Linked DNA regions of Homo sapiens: region 2 is linked to region 1. A link is a loop called in an ENCODE intact Hi-C map of the cell type or tissue named here. Cell type or tissue: testis. All regions are shown on one strand. Links, peaks and the distances in the headings refer to the core of each region. The heading gives the core; the rest is flanking DNA.

Region 1 (4,393 bases), core at 300-4,299:
GCAACCTCTGCCTCCCAGGTTCAAGCAATTCTCCTGTCTCAGCCTCCCGAGTAGCTGGGATTACAGGTGCCTGCCACCACGACTGGCTAGTTTTTTTGTATTTTTCAGTAGAGATGGGATTTCGCCATGTTTGCCAGGCTAGTCTCGAACTCCTGACTTCAGGTGATCCACCTGTCTCAGCCTCCCAAGGTGCTGGGATTACAGGCGTGAGCCACCATGCCTGGCCTCTTTCTCTTTTTTATATTTTATCTTTACTCTTTGCAGAACTCAGTTTACCTTTATTCTTGACTTTTAAACTACTGTTTCCAAACCATTGTCACCCTGGTTCTTTTAATTTCCTCTCCTGCAGTTCAGTACCTAGAATTCAGATGCTCCTCATAACTTTATTTCTGGTCTCCATCCTTTCCACCCACAGAATGACAGGGTAGCCACCCAGCTGGTTGTGAGCATTCGTGTACAAGGAGACAAACGCCTCAGCAGCCTGCGCCGCTGCTGTGCCCTTACCCGCTATGATGCTCACAAGATGAGCCATGATGCATTTACTGTCATCAAGAACTGTAATACTTCTGGAATCCAGACAGAATGGTGAGTTCTTTTCTAGCTCATCTTCTCAGAATAGATGATGATTCTTAGCTCTGTCTTAGCTCTACAAGACATAATTTTTATCATAAAGTTCCTCATTGTGTCTAATCACTCAAATTTTCACATGAGCTGAATTTCAGAAGATGAAATATGCTTTTATGTACAGATTAGTCCTTCAATGAGGTAAAGGGTAAATGTCATTTTAAAGTTATTATTAAAGTATCGGCCGGGCGCAGTGGCTCACGCCTGTAATCCCAGCACTTTGGGAGGCCAAGGTGGGTGAATCACCTGAGGTCTGTCTCAGTTCTACAAGTAGTAGGAATCTCTGTCTTAGCTCTACAAGTAGTAGGAATCTGAGCTCTTCCATCTGGGATAGACTCTGACTCAGACTACCAGTACCTGTTACTCTGGGAGAAAATACAGTACCAACCTCAGAAACAAGACAGCTCAGCACAGATCCTTTGCCGACAGCTGATACATTCCAGTTCCCAGGAGGTTAGACCCTTACTCTGTATTGGCTTGGTCAGGGAAATGACCAGTTGCACTTGGAGAACAGAGCTCAAATTTCAAGGATACATTTGGGAACTTCAAACTACTTGATTGTTCTATCTTAAAAGCATATTTCTTGATTATAAAGGTGACCTGTGTTCACTGATATTCTCTATCTGACATCCCAACTCAGTTACAAGCTCCACTGGTATTATACCAAATGTCATATTCATTAGTAAACTTCACTTCTGTTGGTCATGAAATATAAGCCTCTTTTTGGAGCATCTTCATTTTCTGTCCAGATATTAATGATTTTCAGGATTGGAATCCTTTAATTGCATATTTAATAAAGCCCTTACTTTTTTTAAAGTATTCCAAATTCACAATAGAAATATAATTATGAGAGAGAGGTAAGTCAGTTGCTCACTTACAGATGTATATTGAATATTATACAAAATAAAATCAAAGTTTAGTTAATCGCTTATTACTTATCTAAATATATTGGCAGTATAATTATGTGTACAGACCTATAATATGGTGGAGTCTCCTAGTCTTTGTTCATAGGGCCGGGCGCGGTGGCTCACGGCTGTAATCCCAGCACTTTCGGAGGCCGAGGCAGGCAGATCACCTGAGGTCAGGAGTTCAAGAGCACCCCAGCCAACATGGTGAAACCCTGTCTCTACTAAAAATACAAAAATTAGCCAGGCATGGTGGTGGATGCCTATAATCCCAGCTACTTGGGAGGCTGAGGCAGGAGAATTGCTTGAACCTGGGAGGTGGAGGTTGCGGTGAGCCGAGATTGCGCCATTGCACTCCAGCCTGGGCAACAAGAGCGAAATTCCGTCTCCAACAACAACAACAACAAATAAATAAATAAATAAATAAAGTCTTTGTTCTGAGAATAATTTACTTAATACTTCCTGATATATTTATTTTCAAATATTGAAGTTTTACAAAACCAAATAACAACCGTGGTACTAATGTACACATGAAACCTTATTTGAAAAGTTATAAATTGACAAACTATAACAAATACTACTCACCAACGGTGTGAAACTCCGTGATGCACAGGGAAGCATCAAAATTATCTGATTATAAGACTGTCCCAAAGCATGAAACCTGAGGATATTGGGATACTTTTTTTTTTTTTTTTTGAGACGGAATCTCGCTCTTGTTGTCTAGGCTGGAGTGCAGTGACGCAATCTCGGCTCACTGCAACCTCTGCCTCCCGGGTTCAAGCGATTCTCCTGCCTCAGCCTCCTGAGTAGCTGGGATTACAGGTGCCCGCCACCACGCCCGGCTAAATTTTGTACTTTTAGTAGAGACAGGGTTTCTCCATGTTGGCCAGGCTGGTCTCAAATTCCTGACCTCAGGTGTTTCACCCACCTCGGCCTCCCAAAGTGCTGGGATTACAGGCGTGAGCCACTGCACCCGGCCAATAGTGTAATAATAACTTTAAAATGACATTTACCCTTTACCTCATTGAAGGACTAATCTGTACATAAAAGCATATTTCATCTTCTGAAATTCAGCTTATGTGAAAATTTGAGTGATTAGACACAATGAGGAACTTTATGACAAAAATTTCTGATTTTTTTTTTTTTTTTTTTGAGAGGGAGTCTGGCTCTGTCACCCAGGCTGGAGTGCAGTGGCGCAATCTCCGCTCACTGCAACCTCTGCCTCCCGGGTTCAAGCAATTCTTCTGCCTCAGCCTCCCAAGTAGCTGGGTTACAGGCGTGTGTCACCACACCCAGCTAATTTTTGTATTTTAGTAGAGATGGGGTTTCACCATGTTGGTCAGGCTGGTCTCATACTCCTGACCTCATGACCCACCCGCCTTAGCCTCCCAAAGTGCTGGGATTACAGGTGTGAGCCACCGCTCCCGGCTATCACAAGAATTTCTTAAAATGTTTCTGAAATTGGGACTAGTAACGAAAAGCAGTTGTGGAATTTCATTCTCTAGAAATTCCAGAGTGGTAAGTCAGTCAGGGTTAGGTAGTGCCCTGTTTAAAAACAGGATAATGGCTAAGAGGATTTTTTCAAGTCTTTCTAGTCTAAATATTCTAAAGCTTTTTGTTGTCCTGAATAAAATTTCTTGCCCCAACCCTGAATTACAGCAGCTTTCCAGTGGTACCTTATAAAAAACAATAATCTCTAGCTGTCGGGAGGTGAGTGGTTGCTAAATTAGTGGTTCTCAAGACATAACATCAGCATCACCTAGGAAATTAAATTCTCTGTCATCCCAGGTCTGTTAATCTCTGATACACATTAACGTTTGAGAACCACTGCAGTAAAGAATAATTTCTGTGGCAGAACCAGAATGCTAGTCATCTATGGATTAAATCTGTCCTATGGTGAAATAAAACAGATACAATTCATGGAATTAGCAATAGGTCACTATTTTAATCTTCTAAATTGCTAATCATCTTATTTCTTTACTTTCTGTATAGGTCTCCTCCTCTCACAATGCTTTTCCTCTGTGCTACAAAATTTTCTGCCTCTGCCCCTTCATCTTCTACAGACATCACCAGCTTCTTGAGCAGTGACCCAAGTTCTCTGCCAAAGGTGCCAGTTACCAGCTCAGAAGCTAAGACCCAGGGAAGTGGCCCAGCGGTGACAGCCACTAAGAAAGCAACCACGTCTCTGGAATCATTCTTCCAAAAAGCTGCAGAAAGGCAGAAAGTTAAAGAAGCTTCGCTTTCATCTCTTACTGCTCCCACTCAGGCTCCCATGAGCAATTCACCATCCAAGCCCTCATTACCTTTTCAAACCAGTCAAAGTACAGGAACTGAGCCCTTCTTTAAGCAGAAAAGTCTGCTTCTAAAGCAGAAACAGCTTAATAATTCTTCAGTTTCTTCCCCCCAACAAAACCCATGGTCCAACTGTAAAGCATTACCAAACTCTTTACCAACAGAGTATCCAGGGTGTGTCCCTGTTTGTGAAGGGGTGTCGAAGCTAGAAGAATCCTCTAAAGCAACTCCTGCAGAGATGGATTTGGCCCACAACAGCCAAAGCATGCACGCCTCTTCAGCTTCCAAATCTGTGCTGGAGGTGACTCAGAAAGCAACCCCAAATCCAAGTCTTCTAGCTGCTGAGGACCAAGTGCCCTGTGAGAAGTGTGGCTCCCTGGTACCGGTATGGGATATGCCAGAACACATGGACTATCATTTTGCATTGGAGTTGCAGAAATCCTTTTTGCAGCCCCACTCTTCAAACCCCCAGGTTGTTTCTGCCGTATCTCATCAAGGCAAAAGAAATCCCAAGAGCCCTTTGGCCTGCACTAATAAACGCCCCAGGCCTGAGGGCATGCAAACATTGGAAT
Region 2 (4,393 bases), core at 292-4,291, 220 kb after region 1:
GCTCCTCAGCACCCTTGAGGGGCAGCTAGTGGCCTGCAGTTACCACCACCTCCCAGGGAAGGGCCGTACCTGCCACTCCCCCAACTTGCATTCCCCTTTCTTCCCCCACTGGCAGAGGAGGGGTCCTAGGGGTCTAGACCAGGCCTGAGAGGCTGGAGTAATGTATGCGGATGGAATGATGGAATCTGGTTGGGAGACAGGTGGCAATGAAATGAACCCCTTTTTGGATACTCCCCTCTGAGCTCACCCACCCGTCAGTCTTCTTGTCTCCATTCTTGACCTCCTTCCAACCTGGCTGCGAAGGTGACAGGGAGACCCCAGCTGCCTGCAGGGTCTGAGCAAGGACCAGATGGAGAGAGCAGCCATGCTAGACAGAGTGCAGACTAGAATCTGTGATTCCCAGCACCTGAGAGTTAGAGAGGGAGGGATCTTGGGTCATCCAGTCCAATGCCCTCATTGGCCAAGTGGGGTAACTGAGACCCATAGAGGTTTTTCCAAAACATACTGGAGAAACCACAGGAGAAGGCCCAATGATGGGACCTAGAAAGCAATTTGCTGGGGTGATGTGGGAAAATGCCAAGGTCAGAGTGAGTGAGGTGGCAAAGGAGACAGATACCCAGTGGGATGGAGGAGGGGCTGGGGTGTTTGCCCAGAGTAGCAGGGCTGCAGGAAAAGAAAACGAAGCATTTAGGATTCTTGCAAGATAAGACCTCAGGCAACCCCAAGGGTCAGCGGTCAGCTGGTCAGCTCCTTAGGAATGTGGGCCAGTCAGCAGCACCTTTGACTCGGCACCCTTGCTCTATAGCCCAGAGTGATCTTGCAAAAGTCATTCCCCCACAGAGGTCTTAGTCTCTCCATCTGTAAAGGGAAGCCAGCACACAGCCTTCTCAAAGGACCTCCCATCTCCACATTTCTACATCACAGAGAATGACACAATAGATTTGAGATACTTTTCTCTGTTTGGCATTTCTCGCTCTCCCTGTGCCTCAATTTCCACATCTGTAAACTAGGGATAAAAATGATATCTATTTCTTAAGGTGGTTGTAAAGATTAAATGAGTGATACATGTAAAGCATTTAGTACAGCGCTCAGCCCACAGAAAGCTTTTTGTTTTGTTTTGTTTTGTTTTAGAGACAAGTGTCTCGCTCTGTTGCCCAGGCTGGAGTACAGTGGTGTGATCATAGCTCACTGCAGCTTCGATCTCCTGGGCTCAAGCAATCTTCCTGCCTTAGACTCCTGAGTAGCTGGGACTACAGGTACACACCACCACACCCAGTTAATTTTTAAAATTTTTAGCGGAGATGAAGTCTTGCTATGTTGCCCAGCCTGGTCTTGAACTCCTGGCCTCAAGTGATCTTCTGGTCTCAGCTTCCCAAAGTGCTGGGATTACAGGTGTGAGCCACTGTGCTCGCCCCAGAAAGCCCTTAATAAATGTTACTTATCATTATTATTTTTGGTAATTAAGAGGGCAGTTGATTGCTATGCAGTTGTTGATGGCTCGTAGTGGGTTTCTTTTTTAATGAATGAACTGAGACAAGGGCCTCCTTGGGGCATTTTAAGGACAGCCTGGCTCTAGGGAGGTCCACATCCTATTCCAGATGCCACCCACACCCAGGCTGGAGAGCCCAGAGAACAGTGAGACCTAGGCCTGGAAGCACCTAGAACCCTACTGCAGGAGCAGCAAGGCCACCCTGGTGTCCCCAGCCCAGTGTCTCTGGGCCTGGGTTTTGGGCTTGGGCCTCAGAGGGAGCATCAGCAGCCCCTACCCCACCTCCATCCAGCTGGAGGCACCCTACCATGAGGGTGGCTAGAGATAGGGGAACAGCGAGAGGCATCCTGTGGAGGGTTTTCAAGAGGCTGTCCTGCTGAGGGTCAATATTTGCTCAGCTCTTGGACTGGCGCAGTCTATCACTGCCTCTGGCCCCTTACATTCCGGCCATCGCACCCCTATCTCAGGAACGTGCTCCCATCAACTCGGGAAACCACGCCCGACATGGGCAGTGGTCTGCCTTGGTCAGCCACTGCTCCCACCCCCGTTCCCAGGCAGGAAACCAGAGGCCCCACGAGGGAAGAGGTTGTGTACTCAGGCAGGTGCCTGGGAGATGCAGGCCAAGCCTGGGAGATGCAGGCCAAGCCTGGGAGCTGGGCACTGCCCTATCTGCCACCCCTTGATGAAGCCCCTGCCTCCTTGCCAGCTGCAGCCAATGGGGCAGGGGGCAGGACCTCACCAGCTTCCCTCCTAGAATCCTTCTTAAATTAGATAATTATTTCAGCAAACATTTCCTAGGCACCTACTGTATTCCCAAGAGGATTCAAAAAGAAAAAAGACTCTTCCCGGGCTTTCTAGAAACTTGTACTCAAATAGATTTATTTCAGCCATGAATAATGTCTAGGACCTCACTTAAAGGAAAAGAATCCTGAGGGACCCCAGTGTTACCTTAATATTAGATTCACTTAGATCTCTGCAAACATGCAACCAAGATACAAAACACTTTTCATGTTCAGCTTACATACAACTCAAAAAGAAGGATCAATTTGCAGTTTAATTACAAAGAAAACAACAAACTGATTTCAAATGGAGGGCACACACTTTAGTGTGATGTCTCTTGCTGAAACCAAATCATCACTTGCAGTGTGAACAGTGTGCAGGCTTGTTCTTCTTTGAAGGGGGACCTAAGAGGAATTTGCTTTCACCGGACCCAATGCGCCATTTACATATTAAGTCCCACCCCTGCACTTTTCTCATTGGCCAGGACAACTGGCCCTAATGAGCTCATTGGGGAGTATGCTTAAACTCATTTCCTGAGGTTAGCTTGCAACTGAGAAAACCCTAGCCAATGAAGGTGGAGGCCTCGGGACGGCATTAATTCCAGAGAGGGTCAGGCTATGCCTTCCCCTTGGCCCTGACAGTGTCTAGAGCTCTTGACTTTCATCCATTACCTCATTTGCACCCCATTCAAACCCGGAGAAGTGGGCAGGGCAAGTTCCTTCCGGGGTTCTTGAGTCTTTTACTCTGCCTCTGTGAGGGAAGGTGTAATTTTTTAAATTTCTACTTTTACAAGAAGAAAATAATATATATTTTTATGTCTCCCTTTTCTCTATAGAAGGTCGTGTACTTTGCACATGGCTCCGTAACTGTCTTGAGTTAATTCCATGTCTTTGGAGGATGTTCACTAATGGTACAAAAAGAATATCCTGATTTTTTTTTTACAGCTGCATAGTATTCCATTGTATGGCTGATCTGTCATGTATTAAACCAGGCTTTCCTTGAGTTAGGTCATTTCCATCTTTAGCTTTTACAAACAATCCTGCAGTCAATAATCTTGTACATGCGTCATTTCGCACGTAGTAGGTACATCTATAGCATCGATTCCCAGACCTGGGATTGTTCCTCTTGCCAAGTTGTTCTCCACTGAGATTGTAACAATTAAACTTTCACCAACAATGCATGAGGGTGATTATTTCCCCACAGCCTGGCCCACAAAGGGCGCTATCAATTTGTTTTTGGATTTTTGCCAATCTGATAGGTGAAACATTGTATCTTAATATAGTTCTAATTTGGACATGCTTTTATGTACACGGCGTCTGGTTGGGATGTGGGGAATGCAGTGTTGTATTGGGGAGCAAAGGACTTTCTAAGGCCAAGCTGTTGAGGAAGGATCTATGCACCTGACCTCATTTGATTTAACCAGTGGGCAACTGGCCAGAGAGAGACTGGAACCACCCAAGTCATCTCCAAATTTAAAGGTACCTGGAAAAGTCACTCGGCTTCTCCTTGCCTGTGGATGGGTGGGGTGGGGTCTGCACATCAGCTTAGGGCGACCTGTCAGGACGTTGCGAGGTCCCTGGGGTCTCATGTCAGTGGGGAGGTTTTCCCTGAGACCTAACTTCCTCCACTAAAGATCATTCCATTCTTCCAGGTTGGCACCCTATGGATTGGAAGAATCACAAGATGGGAAATGCCAGTGAATGAATAGGTGCTTATGTCCCTTTTAGTCTCACTGGAATCACAATTTCCATGGTGTCCCTCAGAGACCACAGACCCCGTTGGGAAGAAAAGAAGGTTAATTTAACATGATTTATTCTCTGTAAACCCATTCTTGCTCCATGCAATCCCTAGTCTCTTTCCTGATACTCATTCCTCTAAGGAGAGGACAGAAGCCACCTGACCCTAAACCCTCAGCCTGGCATTGCTGAGGCCAGGGAGGCTTCGTGTAGGATCCTCTCCCCTGGGAACCTGCCTGTGTGTTTAAATGCTGGGTCTCCTTCTTTGCAAATTGTCAGTCTTTACAATTTGTTACAGGCATGGTAATATACAAATGTGTGTGTGTGTGTGTGTATTGAGGAATCTGGCATTTAGGGTCAGCTTCCAGTCTGAGGTCAACAGCACCCC

The links. Peaks named below come from ENCODE experiments on the same cell type or tissue, not always from the same donor. Only the 100,000 strongest peaks of a DNase experiment are listed, where the experiment ranks them.
Region 2: a loop joins it to region 1, with 7 times the contacts of the local background. A loop is called at or near these places in 1 of 110 quality-filtered maps.

Annotation. Positions count from the first base shown.
Region 1 is chr6:43,610,139-43,614,531 of GRCh38, forward strand. POLH (DNA polymerase eta) reads left to right here. Exons shown (of 11, transcript NM_006502.3): 10 at 416-585; 11 at 3,522-4,393. Among named protein-coding and RNA genes, the nearest start is that of GTPBP2, 17 kb to the right of the region's middle. RefSeq lists a silencer at 1,823-2,048. In testis, for the core only: no CTCF peak of the experiment used is centred there; no DNase peak of the experiment used is centred there.
Region 2 is chr6:43,826,154-43,830,546 of GRCh38, forward strand. The region is part of intron 1 of LOC105375070 (a long non-coding RNA gene); the gene reads left to right. Among named protein-coding and RNA genes, the nearest start is that of LINC02537, 24 kb to the right of the region's middle. In testis, for the core only: no CTCF peak of the experiment used is centred there; a DNase peak (open chromatin) is centred at 2,738.